Regions from separate parts of the Homo sapiens genome. Here regions 2 and 3 are each linked to region 1. A link is a loop called in an ENCODE intact Hi-C map of the cell type or tissue named here. Cell type or tissue: mammary epithelial cell. All regions are shown on one strand.

Region 1 (8,000 bases):
TGAAGCTCAGAAAGGTTGCGAGTCTTCCTAAGGTCACACAGCTAATGAAAGCAAGGCAGGATTAGAACATCAGATCAACAGTGAAGGCTCCTGCTGCGGCACCACACGGCCTCAGGAAGGGGTGGGCGCAAGGACACAGGAGGGATGGGCTTCATCTTATTTAGTTTCTCAAGAAGCTTCAGGAAGGCTTGGCATTTGTCTCTCTTGCCCGATGTACATCAAGGATGTGTTCTGGAGCAGCTAGTGTGGCTTTGAGGTCAGTGCCTCCCTGCACTCCAGCCCCAGGAGTCTGGGTCTCTCTCCTCCTCCCCGACAGCCTCTTCCCAAGTCCTGGTCCCTGATAGTCTCTGTCAAACTCCTGCTTTCAGCTAGATTCACCCATATTCCCTGCTGTTCCTCAGTGACCTCTTCACATGGCTCTCTTGAGGGAAAAGGCTTTTCACTAGATTTACTACATACATGCTTGACACCTACAATCACAATGACATGCAATGTCATGCTGCCTCCAGAGCCCACACACACTCATTCTAGGACTTCTCTCCCCACCTCCACAGGCTCAGTTCCCAGAAGCCAGGTGAACAGGACCCTAACAAGGCTCTCTCTCATCTGACATAAGAGAACACTTCTCTCCAGTTCTCAGGAAAGCCCCAGACACCACTGTCAACAACACTATCTGCCAGGTGACAGCCACTAGAATTGCAGGCACAGGACTTGGGTAGAAGCATCCAGGTCTCAAATCGACCCTAACCTCCTCTCCAGCTCACTACCGTGGGTGGAATGCTGTTCTCCCCAGAGGTGGCCACATTCGGGATGTGGGAAAACTGAGGGGCCCAGGGGCCTCAGTGCTGACCTAGCATTGCTGCTCCAGCATTGCTGCTCCCAGTCCCTCCCATCCCAGCCCTCTCCTTCCAGACAGATGGAAAGATTGCTGGAGCGGGGCACATTGACCTGTGTCATTCAAGTACAATTTATAGAGCAAGGAAGGGAGGGAGGAAAGTGATGGAGTGAGGGCATCCAGGGCCCAGGCTGGACTCCCGTTCTATGCTTGGGGTCTCAGTTTGGTCTGCTCACCCCAGCCTTTCTCCAGGCCCCATCCATGATCCTGCCTCCACCTGCCCTGGTTCCCTTATACCCAGACTCCAGCCACAGCCATGTGAGAAGATGTCACACACATACTCAGGCACAAGGCTGCAGGATAACCTCCTGTCTCTTTTGGTCTAAAGTTCCCAGCATCCACTGCCCTCCAGCCTGGGTGACAGACCAAAATCTTGTCTTAAAAAAAAAAAAAAAAAAAAAAACACAAAAGAATTAAGACTTTTTTTTTTTTTTTGAGACGGAGTTTCGCTCTTGTTGCCCAGGCTGGAGTCCAGTGGCATGATCTCAGCTTACCACAACCTCCACCTCCCAGGTTCAAGTGATTCTCCTTCCTCAGCCTTCCGAGTAGCTGGGATTACAGGCATGTGCCATCATGCCTGGCTAATTTTGTATTTTTAATAGAGACAGGGTTTCTCCATGTTGGTCAGGCTGGTCTCAAACTCCCGACCTCAGGTGATCTGCCCACCTTGGCCTCCCAAAGTGCTGGGATTACAAGCGTGAGCCACTGCGCCTGGCCTCTTTTTTTTTTTTTTTTAAATATGGGTTTTCTCCATATTGCCCAGGCTGGTCTTGAACTCCTGAGCTCAAATGATCTGCCCACCTCAGCCTCCCAAAGTGCTAGGACTACAGGTATGAGCCACTGCACCTGGCCCATTTCCTATAGTCTTAATGGGTTCATCCAGCTATTCTGTGCTAGGCATTGGCATTGCAGTGGTGAGCCAGGCAGTCAGAGTCCTCGCCCTCTAGTGGCTTACCACCTGGAACATGTTTCTGAAAGTGTCATCTGAGTCACAATCTCCTAGGGATTGCTTAAGCAATCCCTTTTAAACATCCCTAGAAATTCAGAATCAGTAGGTCTAGAGGTAGGACCCAAGAATCTGCATTTTTGACAAACATCCTTGAATGATTCCAGTATTCTAGAGACAGCTGGTCTAGAGGATGTTGTTAGCACAGTGGATGGGATTAGCTATCAGAGAACTTGATTTGAGTGGCAGCCCTACCTCCTCCTAGCTGTGTGATCTTAGAAACCTTAAACTTCCTTTCAGTTTTAAGTTAGTTCTCTCTAAAAGAGGGCAGTGCTGACCTTGCAGGGCTGTTGTAAGGCCTGATGGGTGTGTAAATGATTTGTAAGCTACACTGTGCTCTCTGAGTGAGGTATTCTCATAATTTCCCCTGCCCAGATCTCCTCATCCCTGAGCTCTGTCTCCATTGACACTCCCCATCCCCCACTCCCCAGGCCCCACCCTGATCCCACCTCTGCTTTCCCCAGTATGCAGCCTGGCTGGTGCTCTGGGTTGGCTGGAATGCATTTATCATCTGCTTCTACTTGGAGGTTGGACAGCTGTCCCAGGTAAGCCTCAGACCTGGCAGTGCCATAGGGCAGAGCCTGACCATTCCCATCCCCTGCCCTAAGGGTACTGTGGTATAGGACCAGAGCATCATGTCTCGAAGAAGTCTCTCTCTCCTTACATGCCCAAATAATCTGTGTGCCCCATTTCCTACTTACACAATTTATTTCTGGCTTCCTCAAACACAATGATGGAGCAGATAAGGCTGAAGAGCAGTCCATGTGAAGATGAGCCAGGGGTCCCAGTTGATCACAAGCTCAGTAAAAACCAACAGTATGTGGGAGCCCAGAAAGCTACTCTTAGGCCCCGCTAATAGAGGTAGAGTATTCAGAGCAAGGGAGGTGAAAATGCCATGCGCTTTGTAGTGCTTAGACCACAAAGATTTGGGTTAATTCTGATCAATATTTTTCAGAAGGGAAAGAGACTAGTTAGAGTTTGTTCAGGGAAGATTGAGCAGACCAAGAAAGTAGGACTGTTTCGCTTGAATAAGAGCAAGCCCAGAGAGACACAACTTCTATTTTTAGATATAAAAGAGGCAAAATATGTGAATTTAAGAGCATTGGCTTTGTAGTTTGACCCTGCTAGATTCAAATCCCAGCTCTAAAACCTTCTAGCTGTATTACCCTGGGCAAGTGGCTGATCCTCTCTGAGCCCCAGTTTCCTCATCTAGTAAGTGGACATAAGAGCAACTGCAACTTCATGTGGTTGCTGAGGGGATAAAATAAGGTCACACATCTGAGTGCTTGGCCCCTGGTCGGCAGGCAGTGAGTATTTATCTGTTGAATGAGTGACTGCATGGATGGGCACATGGGTACACACCCTGGGTAAGAACTTCTGATCTAGGCCAGCCCCTTCTCCATTTAACAAATGTGGAGACCAAGGCCCCAAAGGAGAGGTTCGCCCAGGGTCGCACACAGGGGGAGCAGTGGAGATACTGAATGGGCTGTTAAGGGGCTGGTACTGAGGATTTCACCTGTGGCTGGGAAATTGTTAATGTTCCTTCCAGCTCTGAAAATTCTGAGGCCCCTGTGAGTCCACACAAACCCCTTCCCATCTCAGTGACAAAAGAGTGAGGCCTGTGTGGTCATTAAGTGCCACCTGTTGGTCAAATATGGACTTGCAGGTGCAGGCTCCCTGAATCCCTTCACCGATCAATATAGTCTTCCTGGGCTGGGGGAGTAGCTCCCCCCTCCCTCTCCCTCACACTCAGTATCCCAGGCCCCTTTGCCCCCAGGACCGGGACTTCATCATGACCTTCAACACATCCCTGCACCGCTCCTGGTGGATGGAGAATGGGCCAGGCTGCCTGGTGACACCTGTTCTGAACTCCCGCCTGGCTCTGGAGGACCACCATGTCATCTCTGTCACTGGCTGCCTGCTTGACTACCCCTACATTGAAGCCCTCAGCAGCGCCCTGCAGATCTTCCTGGCAGTAAGTCCTTCTGTCCCCCACCCTACACACACTTCCCGATCCCTTTCTTTAGCTCTGGTTGAGGGGATGGGTTGGGCGCAGTGGCTCACGCCTGCAATCCCAGCACTTTGGGAGGCCATGGCTGGTGGATCACCTGAGGTCAGGAGTTCAAGACCAGACTGACCAACATGGAGAAACCCCGTCTCTACTAAAAATACAAAATTAGCCAGGCATAGTGGCACATGCCTGTAATCCCAGCTACTCAGGAGGCTGAGGGAGGAGAATTGCTTGAACCCAGGAGGTGGAGGTTGCGGTGAGCCAAGATTGCACCATTGTACTCTAGCCTGGGCAACAAGAGCGAAACTCCATAAAAAAAAAAAAAAAAAAAAAAAAAAAAAAAAGAGGGAATGAACCTAGGTCTTCCGCCTGTCTGTCCTTTTGTCTGGATCTGTTTCCATATCCTGTACCGTCTTCCCTCACCGCTGCCCCAGCCCCTGTGCAGAGTGAACAGGTTTAGTGAGTAGGATGAGGCATCAGACTATGAATCAATCCTGGGTTTAAGTGCTCAATACACCCACTATGTGACTTTGGACAAGTCACCTGCCTTCTCGGAGCTTGTTTCCTTATTCACAAAAAAGAATGACAATACCAGCCTCAGAGTTGTGAGAATAAGAAAGTGACCCCAGTGGGCGTGATGCCTCATGCCTGTGGACCCAGCTACTTGAGAGGTTGAGGCAGGAGGATCACTTGAGCCCAGGAGGTTGAAGCTGAAGTGAGCCATGATTGCAGCACTGCACTACAGCCTGGGTGACAGAGTGAGACCCTGTCTGAAAGAAAGAAGGAAAGGAAGGGAAGGGAAGGGAAGAAAAAAAAAAGAAAGAAAGAAACTCCAAGATAGGAGTAGTTCCTGTTTCTAGAAGGGCCAGCCCTGTCCTAGGCACTTTGTACCCACAAAGTCACATAATCCTCTTTCTTCTTAACAAGCCATAAGGTATTGCCCAAGTCCAAGTGGGAAAACTGAGGCTCAAAGAGGTAAAATGATTACTTGTCTCAAGTTACACTTTCAGAAGAGTTAGACCATGTATGTTTGACTTTAAGGTGAAAACATTTAATTGGAAGTTGTTACGGTTTGCCTTCATCCTGGCATGCCTCCTCCCTTGCCAGTCAGAGCGTACAGGGCCCGGCAGGGGGCGGAGGAAGAGGTTCCCACTCCTCCTTCCTCCCTGACGTGTCATCTCCACTCCCAGCTGTTCGGCTTCGTGTTCGCCTGCTACGTGAGCAAAGTGTTCCTGGAGGAGGAGGACAGCTGTGAGTAAGGCGCCCCTGGGGAAGTGGGGAATCTGGCCCTGCGCCTTCAGCACCCTGGACAGAGGCCTGTGACTGGCCCCGGCGGGAGGGAGCCCAGGGTCGGCCACGGGCCCCTTTCGAGGGGAAGAGGCGGCTGGTATGGAAGGCTCTGCATACCAGCCCGTTCCAGGCTGGGGTCCAGACGTCCAGGTGCCCAGTCCCTGGCCCCAGCACCCCCTTTCCCCAATCTCGCCCCACCCCATCAGAGGTCTTGTCCCGTTTAGAGGCTCTAGCCCCGCCCCTGAGAGCCTTCTCTCCCATAGGACTGCCCGGCCTCCCAGGCCCAAGCCTTAAGGACTGGGGCCTGACCCTCAGCTGGCCCGGCCTCGCCGCCTCCAGACCCCCAGAGGCCCATCCCTCAGGGTCCAGCCGAAGCCCCGCCCCAGGCCCTGCACGGGGTCTGACCCTCGCCCCTCCCCTCCTCATGGCTTCTCTGGCTCCGCTTCCTAGGGTGGGAGTCCTGCCCTCAGATTCTTCCCCTTCAGGACCCAGTCTCCCTCTCCTCGCCCCCGCCGCCGATCCCTAACATGCGCCGCCCCTCTTCCGCAGTTGACTTCATCGGCGGCTTTGACTCCTACGGATACCAGGCGCCCCAGAAGACGTCGCATTTACAGCTGCAGCCTCTGTACACGTGGGTCACGGCCCCCTGCTGGCTTGGGGAGGCCTGGGCGTCGGGGTTGCGAAAAGGAGGGGATGGAGGAGTGGGCAGGGCAACCGGGTCTCTCCGCCCCCATACTTTTGGGATCCACTCTCCCTAACCTGCCTTTGTTTCCCGCAGGTCGGGGTAGCCTCTGCCCCGCGCCCACCCCGGCGCCTCGCCCTGGGCTGACCGCAGCTGCCGCGAGCTCGGGCCAAGGCGCAGGCGTGTCCCCCTGGTGGCCCGCGCGCTCACTGCAGCCTGTGCCCAACCCCGCGTCTGCATCTGGAGATGCGGACTTGGACGTGGACTTGGACTTGGACTTGGATTTGAGCTTGGCTCTTCGCAGCCCGGACTTCGGAGGAGTGGGGCGGGGCGGGGGAGGGGCACCACGGGTTTTTTGTTTTTTGTTTGTTTGTTTTTAATCTCAGCCTTGGCGTGAGCTGGGGCCTTCCTCTCTTCTCCAGCCTCTCCCTTTCACTCTTCACCCAGCATCCTGCCCCCCTGTCCAAAAACAGCAGGACATCAGACCCATCCCATCCCACCACACTCACTCACCAGCTCTGGGGAAAGCTACTGTGAACTAGGAGCAGGATTCCTGGGTTCTAATCGCAGGTCCATCACTGACTGTGACGTCTAGCAAAGCCCTTGCCCTCTCTGAGCCTCGGTTTCCGCACCTCAAGTAATTAATCCCTTAGCAAATGGACTCTTTTAGACTTCTCATTTAACTCAATTCCCTGAGCTAGACTGGGATTAAAATTCTCATTTTGCAGTACATTAAAACTGAGGCCCAGAGATGTGATTTGCTTGAGGCCACACAGCTAGATTTTTGGTGGAAGTGGGCCTTGAACACAGTGTACTTTCTGCAGTTTCTGACTGTAAAACCCAGTGTCTGCTCTCTGAGTTCCATTTCCAAGCCCCCCTCCATCTTGGACCTATGTGGTCTCCACCATATTCACACACCACCACCACCACTTGCCAATGCCTCTCTTAAAGCAATATACCCATTCGTTCTCTTATTGGGAACTGGATGGATGAAGCCCCAAATTCAGCCCCACCCACAGAGAAGCCTTCCTACACTCAGCCTCTGTCCACCCTTGGCAAATCTTTCAAGCTCTCTCCTCCAGGAAAGTGGGGCCCCAACTCAGTCACTCCACCCCCTTCCAGGTCCCTGAGGCTGGTTCTACTGTATCCCCATCACCTCCACAACTCCACTCACCCCTGACGGCTCCATCCACCTCACCAGTTGGAAGGCTTGTGGTTTCAGAGAGGAGCAATGCTGGTCAGCGCTGCCCAGACTCCAGTGTTTACAGATCACCAGCATTTACAACCAATCCAATGGCCAGAAGCCTCCTCTAACAAGCCCAGAAGGAGTTCTGAAGGGGCAGATGGGGGTGTGAGTAGTCGGGGAGTCGGGATTGCCAGCACCCTCACCCTTCCTTGGGGGCAAGTAGAGGTGAGAACACTTTCCCCACCTCCCTCCACAGACACTCCTGAGGACGCTGCATCCCACGCACTGCCTGGTGCGTCCATAGAGAGAGGATCAGGTCTCAGCATTTCATCTGTGAAAGAGGCATGGCCCTGGGTTAGAAAGGAGGGCAGGAGACATGGAGGAACTGGGGGGCACCCAGATGGTGCAGATGGTTTGCACACCTGAGCCTGTCTGTGGTGACCATTCCGCTCCTCTCCCACTACCCTCCAATCTATCATTCCCTACTCTCTAAGGCCAAAATATCCTGAGCAAGGCTGGCAACCCCACCCCACCATCCCAAATGCAAGCAGCCAGGCCCAGGAGTTCCTCTGGCCCCCACAGGCATGGAGCTCCCAGCTGGTGGGTACAGCTTGAGAGGGGGGCAGCTCCCTCAGGCTAAGCTACTGCCCTTCACTGGGCCAGCCCTGCCTCCAGCCCTCACCTCTCTCACCCCAACTCTCCCCCAAGCCCCTTTCTACTCAACGGGTGTAGCCACTGGTGCTTTGAAGCCTTTTGTTTTTATAAGATGGTTTTTGCAAGGGGACCAGGTTCTCTTTTCACTGGGACCTTGCAAGGAGGGGAGTGCTCTCCTGGTTTCTGTGCAGGCGGGTTGATTAAAGATGGTGTTTTCTTCTCTATCTTCCTGTCCTGCCCATTGGGTCTATAGAACTTTCTAAGTGAGAAGTCCCT
Region 2 (8,000 bases), 91 kb before region 1:
TCAGGTTTTCCAAAATTGAACTTCCCATCCCTTTTCCATCATATAAATACTTGGAGAATGAAGAATCAGAACATGGAAACTTAGATCAACTTTAATAGCTGTGCACAATATTTCCCAGAATGGAGTTGGGAGCTCACTGGCGTCAGAATCACTAGAAGACTTCTTGTACACATGAAAATAGATTAATGTCATCAAGCTATGATAACTTTTATACTTTTCAAGACATGTAAATTTACATACAGTGAAATAAACATTTTTGGTGTACAGTTATAAGAATTTTAATGTTTGCATAGATTCACTACCACCAACAGAGTACCAAATTTGATTGATGCCCTCGTCTCCACTGTGAGGATAGACTAACCTAACAATAATACTCTTGTGCTAGTAAAGTCTACTTACTGTCAATAGTATGGCTTACTTTGGGCTCTTTATCTGGACTGTTCCTGGGCCTTCTAAAGACAATAGTGCTATACAGCACAAATTCTCACAGCTTAAATAAAAGAAGCTAGCCTCAAAAGGTTTTATATATATGTATAGGATTCCTTATATTCTCAAAAAAAATCATAGGGCAAAGAAGAGATCAATAATCAGCAAATGTTAGGGATGAAGAGGTTTGACACAAAGGAGAAAAATTAGGAAATTTTTGGGGTGATGAAAATTGTTCAGTACTCTGTTGGTGATAGTAAACTAAAAAGTGTTTGCTGGGCGTGTTGGCTCACGCCTGTAATCCAAACACTTTGAGAGGCCAAGGCAGGCGGATCACTTAAGGTCAGGAGTTCTAGACCAGCCTGGCCAACATGGCAAAACCCCGTCTCTACTAAAAATACAAAAATTAACCAGGCATGGTGGCATGCGCCTGTAATCCCAGCTACTCAAGAGGCTGAGGCACAAGACTGGCTTGAACCAGGGTGGTGGGGGTTGTGGTGAGCCAAGATCGTGCCACTGCACTCCAGCCTAGACGACAGAGAGAGACCCTGTCTCAAAGCATTAAAAAAAAGCTAAAAAGCGTTTAATCCGTCCACAAACATTCAAATTTTTCTGCCAATGCTTCATTTTCGGGGAATTTTTTTAATTAGAAGTGCACCCAGCACTGAGACAGTCTCCTTGTTTGTGTACTGTATATATTGTATTCTCTTTTCTAAACAAAAAATCAGTATAGACTTTTCCTAATTTGTCTGCTTATTTACCTTAAATGTTTTATGCAGATATAAAATTTGCATTCAAATATATGTTTAACAAATCAACTTTATTGGGAATAACATTATTAACAATTAATTACAATTAAAATAGATTTAGTAATAAAAGTGATACTTTGTATATTAAAGTGCAGAAAATGTAAAAGAATTATAAAAATAGATAAGTCACTGTAGTTTCATCATCCAAATTCAGTCACTCTTACTATTTCACAGTGTACTTCCTTCAAGTCTTTTCTGTACTACAATGTTTTGTATGTAAACATTATAATATTCATTCTTTAGATGATGCTTTTTTTCTTTTTTCAAGAGAGAGTCTCGCTCTGCCGAGGCTGGAGTGCAGTGGTGCAATCATGGCTCACTGCTGCCATGACCTTCTGGGCTCAAGCAATTCTCTCACCTCAGCCTCCCAAGTAGCTGGGACTATAGGTACATGCCACTATGCCCAGCTAAATTTTTTTTTTTTGAGACGGAGTTTCACTCTTGTTGCCCAGGCTGGAGCGCAATGGCACAATCTCAGCTCACTGCAACCTCCACCTCCCGGACTCAAGTGATTCTCCTGCCTCAGCCTCCCGAGTAGCTGGGATTACAGGCAGCCGCCACCACGTCCCACTAATATTTTGTATTTTTAGTAGAGACATGGTTTCACCATGTTGACCAGACTGTTCTAGAACTCCTGACCTCAGGTGATCCGCCCACCTCAGCCTCCCAAAGTGCTGGGATTACAGGAGTGAGCCACCACGCCTGGCCAGTTTGGTTCGTTTTCGTTTTTGTTTTTTTAGAAATGGGTTCTCAACACATTGCCCAGGCTGGTCTCGAACTCCTGGCCTCAAGCAGTCCTCCCTCCTTGGCCTCCCAAAGTGTTGGGATTACAGGCATGAGCCACTGTGCCCAGCCATGATCTCTTTTCACTTATTATCACATAGCTGCTCCTTTGTCAGGAATCCCCCACCCCCACCTTTGATGCATTGCTGTGACTTGCCTCTTATCTTCAGATCACAGCATAGATATCTCTTCTGGAAAGTATATCCTTAACTAAGCCCACCTCTAGTTGCTCTCTATCAAATCATTCTTATTTTCTTAGAATTGTAGTTAGAATCATTTTCCTTTCCATTTTTTTGCTTTATTTTGAGGTCTCACTCGTGTTGCCCAGGCTGCAATGTGGTGGTGGAATCATAGCTCACTGTAACCTTGAATTCCTGTGCTTAAGCGAAGTTGGGATCATTTTGCAATTTGCCAATTAATTGCTAGCTTTGTGATCTTAAAAAAGTTGTTTTAACCTCATCTCCATTTCTTGTGTCTAAATGGGAATTGTCAGCTCACCTCATATAATTGTTACATTAATTAAATGAAGTAAGGATATAATATTCCTAGCACCGTGGCAGGGACATAGTGTGTTCAATATATGTCAGCTGCCATTATCATCATCATTTTTTTATTATTACAGTATTAAATAATTTAGTGACAACCATGTCATTGGACATTTAGGCTGTTTCATGTGAATCATTATCACAGATTATGCTGCTATGGACATATTTGTGCATGAAACTTTTTCTGTATTTGTTTTCTTAGAATAGATTTCCAGATGAAAATTAATGTGTTTTAATAAGTATAAGGATGTTTCATATTTGGGATACAGGCTGCCATATTGTTTTCTGGCAGGAGCAGTTAATACAATGTTTGAAACCAGGTTGCTAGAATTATTTCTTTATTTTTGCTCTTGTATAACAGAGATGGACTGGAGAGAGTTGTATATGTGTTAGAATTTACTTAGAAGGTAGTCTTTTCCCTATTAAAAATACCCTGCTGATGGCCAGGCACTGTGGCTCATGCCTGTTATCCTAGTACTTTGGGAGGCCAAGGCGGGCAGATCACTTGAGGCCGGGAGTTCCAGACCAGCCTGGCCAACGTGGCAAAACCCCGTCTCTACTAAAAATACAAAAATTAGCTGCGCGTGGTGGCACACACCTGTAGTCCCAGCTACTTGGGAGCCTGAGGCACGAGAATCGCTTGAACCCGGGAGGTGGAGGTTGCAGCTAGCCAAGATTGCACCACTGCACTCCAGATGACAGAGTGAGACTCTGTCCTGATTAGAAAAAAAAATACCCTGTTGTTACATGCAGAGGGGAGAGTAATTGCTCTCTCGAACTCAGGAAGACTCTTAGTTGTCCTAAAAGACCTCATAAATTTCTTTAAACATGCAAAGGAGAGGCTCCTTTTCAATCAGAAAGACTCAGGAAATGTCAAACCTGAAAAGAACCGTAGACATCACCTCCATCCCTCACTTTATAGGTGACTGAAGTGAGGCCCTAAGAGGTTAAGTGATCTGGCCAAGATCAAATAGTCATCACTCAGTCAGTGGTAGAGACGGGACCAGAGCTCTATCTCTAGAGGGCTAATAGTCTTGCCACTCTGTCTTGTTACCTCTAGTCAATTAACAAGCACCTTTTAAGCACCTAGAGGCTTACCAGTCTTGAGCCCTTGTGTGACAAATCACCATACTGCCTCACTATATTAGGAGATGCTCCTCAGAGAGCCTGGTTTTTATTTGTTTCTCAGTCTATCTTAGGTAGCACTGCCTGTTCTAAGAAAGAGAAACAAATAAGGAGTGGGAACCCTTTTTAAAATCTGAGTTAAACAAATTCTGTGTATATTTGTGAGCAGATAATGCTGTTCCCACCAATCTCTTGGAACTTCCTACCTGGTAATAGGATTGGGGAGTCAGAGGAAAATGAAGAAAGAAGAAAATGTGTCACTTGAGAGCCTGATGGTCTGGCTGGCAATCTGGCGTTTCTTGTAATCCTGAACTCTAGTTAGGATGGGAGTTCAGTTTGGTTTTTTTTTTTTTTTTTTTTAATGTAATGGTTAAAAGGATAGATTAGGCCAGGTGTAGTGGCTCATGTTTGTAATCCCTGCACTTTAGGAGGTCTCATCCCTTCAGTTATTAAATATATAGGCCAGGCCAGGCGCGGTGACTCAAGCCTGTAATCCCAGCACTTCGGGAGGCTGAGGTGGGCGGATCACAAGGTCAAGAGATCGAGACCATCCTGGCCATGGCCAACATGGTGAAACCCCATCTCTGCTGAAAATACAAAAATTAGCTGGGTGTGGTGGTGCGCGCCTGTAGTCCCAGCTACTCTGGAGGCTGAGGGAGGAGAATCACTTGAACCCGGGAGGCAGAGGTTGCAGTGAGCCGAGATTGCACCACTGCACTCCAGCCTGGCAACAGAGGGAGACTCGGTCTCAATCAATCAGTTAATCAATGGGTCAGAAGGATCTTTCCAGAATATACAACTGAATGTCTCATTTTTCTATTTTGAACCCTTCTTTGACCCCCCAGTGAAGGAAATAAAGTGCAAGCCAGGCATTCAAAACCTTTCATGAGCTGGCCTCTGCCTGTCTACCTCATCATCTGCTGCCTCTGGGTGCCTAATCTCCTACAATCCAGCAGTGTTTTTCATGCCCCTCTACTTCCATAAATTATCTTGTCCTAGTAAATACCCTTCCACTTTGTCTAAGTTAAAAAAAAAACAAAAACAAAAAAAAACTTCCTTCTTCCAGACCCTGCTCAGGTGCTTCATTTTCTGTGAAAGCTTCCCTTTCTCACTCTCATCTCTGTTCCACCAGAGCTAAACCCTCTGACCCGTATGCAACTGTACCTTGCATAGGCCTGTCATTACTTGTTTAAACGTCTTAAGTTTTCCTTGTTATACTGAACACTCCTTGTGAGCAGGGCCATGTCTTTTTTTAATCTCCAGCAGTACCTGCCACTAATCAGATGCCCAGATTTTTCATTGAACAGCTGAGTAGGATACTTGCAAAATGTTTTGCTTAAATTCCTGCTGTAGATTTTTTTTTTTGAGACAGAGTTTTATTCTTGTTGCCCAGGCTGGAATGCAGTTGTGTGATCTCGGCTCACTGCAGCCTCCGCCTCCCGGGTTCAAGTGATTCTTCTGCCTCAGCCTCCCGAGTAGCTGGGATTACAGGTGTGCACCACCATGCCCGGCTAATTTTTTGTATTTTTAGTAGAGACGGGGTTTCACCATGGCCAGGCTGGTCTTGAACTCCTGACCTCAGGTGATCCAACCACCTTGGCCTCCCAAAGTGCTGGAATTACAGGAGTGAGCCACCCCTGCTGTAGATTTTTTTTGTGGCAAATCCTGGATACTTTTTTGGCCCTGCACAAACAAGGTGTACAGGCCTCAAGGGGGAAGTTTGGAAATAACACACAAGTTCTGTGAGGGGTTGGCAAAATGCATTCTCTCCTAGTTGTTACAAAGCTAGATTTCAACAGTGCCTTCTCAGAAGAGAAGGAACAACAGCTTGAACAAAATGTCAGATACTTCAGGCTTTCCTGATTACTGAAGCAGCAAACATCTTGATATAAAAAAATGATCGTATAGAAAATGTGTTGGGCTCCACACATGAGTGAGTTACTGATGGAGAAAGTGGAGTTGTCTGCCCTATGTATTGCTCTGCTGTGTAACACCTAACTCATTTCTAGATAAGGAAAAGTGTCTTGATTTAAGGAACAGCAAAAGTTTTATTCACTTAGAAAAAAACTACATTGCAATATGAAATAAAATTGGGGGAAAATTTGTATTTTATGTAATACCAGTGACCTTAACAAAATTACTGTTCTTTTTGCCATGTGACTTTCCAGACTATTTCTGTTAGCTTGAAAATATTTATTTTACATAGCTGTAGTCTGTGTAAAGATAAATACTGTTTTGTATTTTCCTTTTTTGCTTAATAGCTTATTATGTAAATATTTTTACATTTGGTCTTCTGAGTTATTTTTAGGAACTGCTTAACAATAGCTACACATTATTGAGGACCTGTCTTGTGCCCGGCATATGCTAAGCATTCTTATAATCCTTACAACAGCCGTAAGAAGTAGCTATTGTTATCCCTAATCTTACAGACCAGGAAACAGGCCCAGAAAGAATTAGTGACCCAATGACACATAACTCTAAGTGGCAAGGAACAGTTTATTCTTACCCTAAGTCACCACTCTTTCTACTCTGTCATGCTATCTCCTGTATGAGAATTCAGTTTTGCAATGTGCTTATGAACCATAATTTAATAAACCACCTATTTTTCCTGCTTGACGTTTAGGTTATTTTCTGTATCTTACGTTTCCTATACAAGCAATAGTGAACCTGTAATTTATTTTTATTTTAATAAATGTGCTTTTCCATAGTGTATGTGCATGTACATATCCATACATGTACATATATATACATTTATTGTCACATATTGTTACATTAAAAGAAAAATTTTAAGCATCTGTATTTTTCATATTGTTACACAAACATGTAATCATAATGCCTTTTTTAAATGACATGTTCGTTTTATGTATTTATAATAATTTTTAATGGCTAAGAATCATAGCCATTTTTAGTTTTTTTCTATAATAGTTTTTCTTTGCTATGATTTGAAAATAACCTTTCTGAATTCTATTTTTTTGTGTGTAAAACTTTATCTTAACATTTGATATGCATTCGTTTATATTTATCTAGTCAAACGTGGTAGCCTGAGCTACCTTTTTAGAAAGACAGAGATTGGCCAGGCATAGTGGCTCATGCGTGTTAATCCAAATACTGAGAGGATGAGGTGGGAGGATTGCTTGAGCTCGGGAGTTCAAGACTAGCCTGGGCAACATGGTGAAACCTGTCTCTTCAGAAAAATTAGCTGGGTATAGTAGCATGCTCCTGTAGTCCCAGCTACTGGGGAGGCTTAGATGGGAGAATCACCTGAGCCCGGGAAGTCAAGGCTACAGCGAGCCATGATAGTGCCACTGCACTGGGCAACAGAGTGAGACGCTGTCTCAAAAAAAAAATGAAAATTAAAAAAAGGTGTTTTTCTCTTTGACAGAAATCCTGTGTTTTATAGTAGAGTAATATCAGTGTCTCTGGGCAATTGACTCTTGTCTCTTGTGTCATTCTCTTTCTCTGCTTTTATTAATTTGATTTCTGGGGGCACCTTTCTGTTTTTGCAGGTCTGGGACCTGCGCCAGAACAAGCTAACCTACACCATGAGAGGCCATGCAGATTCAGTGACTGGCCTGAGTTTAAGTTCTGAAGGCTCTTATCTTTTGTCCAATGCAATGGACAATACAGGTAACTTTGGAAAGGAAATCTCTCCCAGGATCCAAGGAAAAAGTCAAAGATTGCTCACAGATTCCATCAGACGATTAGAATGTGTTGTAATGGGGAAAGCTTTAGGTGAGATAGTCAAGAATCTAGGACTGTAGTCTCAGATCTCTGTCTTGTCCCTGAACAACTTTGCACACAGCATTTCTTCTCTCTAGGCATCAGTTTCTACATTGATAAGAAGATTGGACTTTACCTTTAAGACCCATCTCAGCTCTGGTATGCTGTGTATCCAACAGGATATTAGAAACTCTAGGTGATGAGTTTAATGAAAAAGATGTGAATCTAGAAGTCTATTCAAGGCAGTTCTTGTGCGTTTTCAGAGAGCACCAAGCTTGGATGATCTCTTCTGCTCTTTCCTGCCAGTCTGTCTTCCCTCCCCACTCTGAAAGCATTGGTGTGGGAAGAGGTCTTCATTAAAACATTCTGGATTTACACGAACACACTCTTGCTCTTTCTCTTTACTTGTTTTTGAGTTGTAGGGTGGGAGGATGGGTTACTACAGAAAAAAAGTAAGGTGACTTGCTGGATTATATGCTTAATGTTGAGGGAGTTTGGAAATGGCCCTGGTATACAAAATTATAGGCTTGTCAGGAACTAAAATGTATTCCCTGACATTTTGTAACAAAAACAATACCTGACATTCATTGGG
Region 3 (8,000 bases), 140 kb before region 1:
CTCAAGAGAAAAAAAAAAAAGAATATTATGATACAATCAACTAGATTTCAGTCTCCTAAATTACAATTTCATTCCAATCCCTTTTCCCTGGAATTACACCCAGATTATCTTGTTTGCATCTTGAGTGCTCCCATCTCTTCAGTCTGTTTTATAGGCAATTACCTGGTTTATTTCTATCTATGGCTGAAACTATACTCTGTATGGGAGGGATTCATGACTAGATTCATTCTCAGAAAGCAGTCTGAATTCTTGGGAGAGACTTCATTGTTAACATGGACACACCACCAAAAGTCAGATGACGTGTATGCAGTAGAGGACACCATATAAAATATTTGAGGCCCCTTCCCTTTGTGCTGAGTACCTCACTATATATACTACATCCATCCATTCATTTAATCCTCTTTGACAAAGGTTCATGGGAAAAAATCATCTAGAAATCATATAAATTATCCAGGATCACAAGGCTGATAAATAACAGAAGTGCAATTCAAATATGAGTTTATCAGGTCTCCTACATCATACCAATATTTTCCCCATTTTTATTATTAATCTATATTATCCTTACAATTAAAAAAAGGAGAAAGATGAACTTACCTACAAATAGAGGAAAGTACATCTAATTCTGTTCTAGCATATGCTCCAAAATCAAACAGAAACAAACAAACAAAAATGCTTTGCTTCCCACGCTACACCAAAGGGAGCTCTTCAGAGCAACCTGTGCATGGATTTCTGACATCAAGCCATAAATAAATGCCCAAGAGGCATATCAAGTCCATCATCAAGTTCAATAAACCCAACATGACACTTAAACAGAATTAGTCCCATCTGAGTGTCTGCTGGTAAAAACAGGAAAAAAACGAAACCTGACAACTTGGAAAGGGCTAGCTCCTCAATCACCACATGAGAGTAACAGAGTGAGCCCATTATAGTCCCCTTAAAACCGTTACCCCAACTGCGTTAGGTTCAACATTAATTTCTTCCACAACTTCCACTGGCAATAAAGGAAAGAAGTGAAAATCTCAAATCATTAGAGGACAGCTGCAGCCAAAAAAATGTCAAAACAAAAGGTCACTGTTACCCTTGGGTAATCTTAATTCCCTCTCCACAGTTTAAGTCAATTCATCTCCCAATCAATGGTATATGACAATAATATAAGCACATTCGTGAAAGTGTTTTAACACCCTTTATTCTTGTTGGGATTAAGGATTCACTAAAACATTTACTAAACGCTTAAACTATATTATAGGCAAAAATATATCCAAGCGTTAATGAAACATGGTCCTCCCAGTCAAAAAAACTCAAGACCCTAAAATATGCACATCATTCCCATTTCAGGGATAAGGAAATTAAGGCTCAAAGACTAGGAGACTTGCCAAGAAGCCAGTTAATGGTAGAACTGAGGCTATAATTCATTCATTCATTCAGTGAGATTTACTGAACACCCACCCACTATACCTCAAGTATTGTACTATGCCCTGACTCATCCAAACAGCCTAACCGTTCCACAATTCCATGGACTAAGTGCAACAACACTCATTTTTATTACACGCCACTCTAATTTGTTTACATCACTAGACTGTAAGCAATCTGAGGGCAGCAAGGGATTATGTTTCTCTTACCTCTGTGTTCCCACCAAAAAAGCTAATCAGAAAATAGAACTCAATAATTATTTGCTAAACTGAATCCACTGCTAAATATATTTGAGCTTCTATCATAAGCAAGAAACTCTGAAAGTATAATGTTGAAAAATCTGTTCTCAAAATTTCATAGTTTAGTGCTGGATGGCAGAAGACAGTAGGAAAAAAAAAAGAACTTTATAATTGTATAGGGTTGCACTGCCTAATAGATAGTCACTAGTCATGTAGCTGTTTTAAGTTTCAATTTCAATTAGTTGAAATAAATAAAATGAAAAAGTCATGTATCAGCACAGATGTAGTATAATACAAAAATACATTTGTTCATTTTCCTGTCAAAGAACTTCTAAAACTCCTGGGATTTATTAAGTGATAGGAGTGTATTCTGTTATTCATAGTAAGCCCCTTTTGATTATACCTGAGTTTATTTTAATGAGGTGACAGAGTGGGATCCCTAGATAGCCTCAGGATGGACTAGTCACCAGAAAGACCAAGCGATCAGAGGGCTGGAACTTTTTCTATTTTGAGACAGGATCTTGCCATATTGCCCAGGCTGGACTCAAACTCCTGGACGGCTCAACTGATCCCCCTGTCTCAGTCTCCCAAGTAGCTGGAACTACAGGTGCTCACCACCATGCTGGCTTAGAGGACTGGAATTTTCAATCCCACCCACCAATCTCCTACTTCTAGGAAGAAAGAGGAGGGTTGGGAGCTAGAGACTGAGCTCTATAAAAACTCCCATACATGAGATTTGTAGTTTCTGGGTTGGCAAACACATCCTAGTGCTGGGAGGGTGGCATACCAGAGAGCATGAAAGCTCCCCACCACACCTTACCCGATCCCACTCCACTCCAGCCATACCCTACCCCATGTATCTCTTCAATTATTTGGCTGTTCCTAAGTTGTATCCTTTATAATAAACTGGCAAAGAATAGTACTGAATCCTATACATACTATGTTTTTCCTATACATACACACCTAAGATAAAGTTTAATTTTTATTTATTTATTTATTTATTTTTGAGACAGGGTCTTGTTCTGTCACCCAGGCTGGAGTGCAGTGGCATGATCTCGGCTCACTGCAACCTCTGCCTCCCAGGCTCAAACAACCCCCTCAGCCCCCTCAAGTAGCTTGGACTACAGGCACACACCACCATGACCAGTAAATTTTTGTATTTCTGTGGAGATGGGGTTTCACCATGTTACCCAGGCTGGTCTCAAACTCCTGAGCTCAAGCGATCCACCTACCTCGCCTCCCAAAGTGCTGAAATTACATGTGTGAGCCACCATGCCTGGCTGTGAAGCTTAATTTATAAATTAAGCACAGAAATAGATTAACAATAATAACATAACAACATACTGTAAGAACAGTTATCACACACTGTTGCTGTAACTTTTGCAGTTAGAAATTCGACAGCAAAACTAGTATGAATTTTTCCTTCTTCACAATTTCACACACAGAAGATTCATTCTTAGGGTAGATCTTAGCAACCACAGGACAGGATTACGTTTTCTTTCCTTAATTTGTTTTTAACCTTTATTTTAGATTCCGGGGGTACATATGTTCAAGTTTGTTATCTGTGTACACTGCATGATGCTGAGGTTTGGGATATTAATCATCCCATTACAGTAGTACTCAGCATAGTACTCAAAGTTAAATTTTTCAACCATTCTCCCCCTTCCTCAGTCCCCCCTCTAGGGGTCCCTGTTTTTCCCTTATTAAGTTGAGAACTTTTACCTTTTGACTTAAAGGAAGCCCTTTATGGCTTCTCTCTGGCATATCAAAATTGCCAGCATTAGTATTACACTTTGGGGCCATTAAGTAAAATAAGGGTTACTTGGAACACAAGCACTGCAACAGCAGTCGATCTGATCACTGAGAAGGCTACTAAGGGACTAATGGGTGGGTAGCGTACACAGTGTGGATGGACAAAGGGATGATTCAAGTCCCAGATGGAATGTGGCAAGACAGCACAAGATTTCATCACACTGCAACTGCAACTTAAAGCTTATGAATTGTTTCTAGAATTTTCCCTTTAATATTTTCAAACCTCAGTTGACCTAGGGTAACTGAAACCGTGGAAAGTAAAGGCACAGATGAGTGGGGACTACTGTAAAGTGTTTTCCTGACTTCTGTAAGCCATTCTGGCAAAGTCTCAAACCTAAGTAGGTGGTCATGGAACCCCTGTTTACAGCTGATTGGTCAGAAGTACAAGTGGCCCAGGACTTGCAGCTGGCATCTGAAATGGGGGAAATTTTGTGGGACTGAGTCCCTTAAATTTGTGAGATCTAACACAAGCTCCAGATAAATAATGTCAGAATTGAACTGAGTCACTGGACACCCAGTTGGTGTCCAGAGAATTGGGGAGTTGGTTGGTGTCAGGAAACAAATCAGAGAACATAAGGAATATTTTCATCATCACAGAAAGTTATATTGGATAATACTATGAGAGGGGAAAGAAAATCTAGCTTAGGTTTGAATAGTAGGAAGGGGTCTTCAACTCAGTGTTGGCTGAAGTATTCTGAGAACATGACATCTGGGAAACCAGCTCAAATTAGAATCTACCTACCTGAGCCAAAGATGTTAAGACCTGATCAGACCAGAGTTATTTTCTAACTCAGTCCTTTCAGGCTGAGACTTAATAATCTTCCCTCTTTATGGGCAGAGAAACTAAGATACACTGTAAGGAAGTCAATTGCTCAAGTTATCCAATAAACCTATAGATCTCAGGATTAAAACTCACAGAGTTTCCACCTAATTATTTGGCTCCCTGAGCTCTCCCTCTGAGGCTTGCCTCAGCCCAGCTGTCAGACTGACAGATTCACTTGTAAGCTGTCAGCCACAATCAGAGGCATCACCTGACAGGGTATGGATAAAATGAGTTGAAGATTGACTGCTGGAAGGTCACAGGCCTTTAATCCCACACAGTCCCCAAAGTGTCACATATGCCCAAATTAGAATGGGACTTTCAGGCACTGGCAGCTATGGCAACTATACTAACAAGAAAACCTGTGCTCAGACAGAAAGAGATGAATGTCCTGTGGGGTGGGGAAGAGTTCGATGTCATTAAATTCCAGACAACATAAAATGAGAAACTTAATTACAGACTGCTGACTGCCAGCTTGAAAACTGCTGGTAAACCATTTCTTAAGCAAAGATGCAATTTGCAGAATAGTAGTCTACAAGGTTAGAGGCATGGATTTATTATCCAAAGATCACCTCTTGGATTTTTTTTTTAACAGAAAAAACTTAAAAAAAATTTCCAGAAGTCAAAGTCCCTCTTCCATGTACATCCCTTCCTTAGCAAAACCAACTCCCCAGAAGTGACCATTGTTAATCTGTTGAATATTCCTCCAGCCTTTCTTCTAAACATAGGCAGTAATTTAAACTATATAAAGAAAAAAGATATTAAAGGCATATGCACACTTGCTTTAAAAGGGGAAGAGAGATGCTATACAAAGTCTTCTGCAACATGTTTTTAAATTTTATTATCTTAGACTTCTTTCCATGTTAGTTTTTTCTTTTTTTTTTTTTTTAAGGGACAGGGTCTTACTCTTACCCAGGCTGGGGTGCGGTGGCACAATCATAGCTCACTGCAGCCTCTAACTTCTGGGCCCAAGTGATCCTTCTGCCACCACACCCAGCTAACTTTTTGTAAAGATGGTGTCACAAGATTCTTCAGGTGTCACTTTTCCAGCCAGAAGCTGCTGTGGCCAGCAGCACCTTTGCCCGAGTTTTGCTTGGACCTGCTGGGCTCGTTCTGCCCACTTGGCCTGGCAGGCTGCATTCAGCTTTGCTTGGGGCCACTAGGCCTGTTCCATCCACTTGGTCTAATGGGCTGCGCTTGGCTCATGCTGCCGTCCCAGATCCCACACCTGCCAAGGGCGAGCCAGGCTCGGAGTGGCGAGGGATGCATGAGTGAGTGAGCATGGGGTCCAGCCACTGTGCACAGCCAGGCACACTGGCTGCTGTGGCTGGGCAGGCAGCTCCAGGTGCTGGCACAGGCACCAGCTCCATGTGAGGCTGTGGATGGACCAGGCATACCACAAGCGGCTTCCACTGTGGACTCTGGGGAACATGGTGGTGCCCAGAAGCTTGGAGAGGCCAGGAACCATAAAGCCCCAAAGAGGTGTCACAGCTCTGGCTCAGGGAGCCCTTGGATCTGTTACAGCTCTTTCAGTCCCGCCATTCAACGGGTCCCAAGTTCTTGTCTTGCATCCAGGAAGAATGAGGTAAGCAGACAACTGGAGGGTAAGCAAGGCAAAGAGTTGCTTTATTGAGTGATGGTACAGCTCTCAGGAGACCCAAAGTAGGTAGCTCCTTTCCACAGGCAGGTCAACCTGTTGAGTGCAGCTCTTAGCAGAGAGGAGACCCAGAATGGGCAGCTCTTATCTGCAGGCAGGTCATCCCAACATCTGCAGCCCTTGACGGAGAGGAGACCCAGTGTGGGTAACCCATTTCCACAGGCAAGTCCTCCCAGTGTCTGCCCAAGTCTGGCTGAGTCCAGGATTTTTACAGTCTTCAGAAGTGTGTGCTGACTGGTCCATGGGCAGGCCCAGGAAAAGCACCTTAAGTTCTCACTCTGGGCCACAGACTCCACCTGGAACTGACAGCCTGGCCCCTATGCTTTAGGCCATCCCTGGCTTGAAGGTGCGGCTTCACCGAGACCTGCCCCTTTCCACCCAGGAGCCTGTCTGCCTCTTGTCACCATCAATCATGTTGTCCATGACGCCCAGTTGTTCTGTGCCCAGGGGCACCTGCAGGCCCATGCTGAGCCACCCTCAGCACCCCTTTGGCCTCCCTCCTGTGCTCACTGGCACCCAAAGTCCAGAGGGGGCCAAGATGGTAGGAAGCTGGCATGGCAGCACCACCCCAAGGTGTGCAAACCCAGCCAGGTTGCAATAGTGCCCAGGCTCAGCTTCGACTTTGCTCCAAAATCAGAGCAGGAGCCGGGAGCTTGGAGAGTCCAGGCAGTGGGAGCAGGCACTTCTGAGACTATGGGGGAAAGGGGTCTTCCCGGACCTCCAAGAGTGCAGGGATGCCTGGGTCTGCAGCCAGGGCTGGGTGGCGGCAGCTGCACCCATGAGGGTGGGCTCCCACCCCACTAACTCATAAGGGGGCAGGGCTCCTGCCAGCTCCATAGAACATGCAGCCCTGGCCGCACAGCCCCCACTATGGCTGGCATCTTTGCAGCAGCCACTCTAGACAGGCCTCCATCGCCATCAGTGGGGTCTTGCTATGTTGCCCAGCCTGGCCCCGAACTCTTGGCCTCAAGTGATCTTACTACTTCAGCCTCCCAAGTAGCTGGAATTACAGGTGCATGCCACCACTCCTGGCTCATGTCAGTAAACTGACATTTATTGTGTTTCATTGATTCTAAGATGCACTTTCTTTTCCTCTCACTTTAATCTCTCTGAAATTGGAGTGCTTCTCATAATCAATGATGTTTTACAACTGTTATCAGTCAGGTAGCAGTGTGATGGAATTGTATGAAAACCTTCCATGGCATCTTTCTGGTAAGATGAGGCATAATTATGTCTTAGAAATACAGTCATTCTTTCAATCATCTGCATAGTCTACAAAACAGATGCACATAATTTATGTAATTCTCTACTTACACTAAATTCTTCAAAGAATTTCTGGATTAAAGGGTAATAAGCACATAAAAGATGTTAATAGGCATTGCCAAAGTCTGTGAAATTATGCTCCTGATAGAGAGTAAAAGTATCCATTTCTAACACTGGGTATTAACAGCAATCTTTTAAAATATTTATTAATCTCAAAGATTTTAGGAGTGTTTTAAATCATTTTTTAAAAATATTTGATAACTTTGCTGCCCTATGTGAAAAAAAATTTTTGAGATAATTGTACATTCATCTGCACTCAAAAGAAATAATACAGAGGTCTAGGCCGGGCTCGGTGGCTCACGCCTGGAATCCCAGCACTTTGGGAGGCCGAGGCAGGCAGATCATGAGGTCAGGAGATCGAGACCATCCTGGCTAACACGGTGAAACCCTGACTCTACTAAAAATACAAAAAATTAGCCAGGCATGGTGGCGGGTGCCTGTAGTCCCAGCTACTTGGGAGGCTGAGACAGGAGAATGGCGTGAACCCAGGAGGTGGAGCTTGCAGTAAGCCGAGATTGTGCCACTGCACTCCAGCCTGGGCAACAGAGCAAGACTCCGTCTCAAAAAAAAAAAAGAAAGAAAGAATACAGAGGTTTTATGTACACTTTATCCAGTTTTCTCCAATGGTGACATTTTGGAAAACTATAGTACACTAACACAACCAGGATGCTGGCATTGATACTGTGGTATAAGAAATACATATTCGATCTTTGTCCCTAGTTCCTGGCAGAGTTCCTAA

Evidence for each region. Peaks named below come from ENCODE experiments on the same cell type or tissue, not always from the same donor. Only the 100,000 strongest peaks of a DNase experiment are listed, where the experiment ranks them.
Region 2: a loop joins it to region 1, with 5 times the contacts of the local background. A loop is called at or near these places in 4 of 110 quality-filtered maps.
Region 3: it touches region 1 in a loop (6-fold over the local background); 63 of 110 quality-filtered maps call a loop at or near these places.

The regions. Positions count from the first base shown.
Region 1 is chr1:31,179,693-31,187,692 of GRCh38, reverse strand. It overlaps NKAIN1 (sodium/potassium transporting ATPase interacting 1), which reads left to right. Exons shown (of 7, transcript NM_024522.3): 3 at 2,366-2,446; 4 at 3,679-3,876; 5 at 5,103-5,163; 6 at 5,752-5,833; 7 at 5,981-7,948. The coding sequence ends at 5,990. Among named protein-coding and RNA genes, the nearest start is that of NKAIN1, 56 kb to the left of the region's middle. RefSeq lists an enhancer at 3,417-3,711 and a silencer at 5,830-6,079. In mammary epithelial cell, CTCF peaks have their summits at 1,846 (motif pointing left), 3,540 (motif pointing left), 5,033 (motif pointing right) and 6,075 (motif pointing left); DNase peaks (open chromatin) are centred at 1,832 and 5,122; H3K4me3 peaks cover 802 bases.
Region 2 is chr1:31,270,694-31,278,693 of GRCh38, reverse strand. SNRNP40 (small nuclear ribonucleoprotein U5 subunit 40) reads left to right here. Exons shown (of 10, transcript NM_004814.3): 6 at 7,195-7,315. Among named protein-coding and RNA genes, the nearest start is that of SNRNP40, 22 kb to the left of the region's middle. In mammary epithelial cell, no CTCF peak of the experiment used is centred here; a DNase peak (open chromatin) is centred at 4,873.
Region 3 is chr1:31,323,163-31,331,162 of GRCh38, reverse strand. All of the region lies in intron 3 of ZCCHC17 (zinc finger CCHC-type containing 17), which reads right to left. Among named protein-coding and RNA genes, the nearest start is that of ZCCHC17, 30 kb to the right of the region's middle. In mammary epithelial cell, no CTCF peak of the experiment used is centred here; a DNase peak (open chromatin) is centred at 3,582; H3K27ac peaks cover 1,119 bases.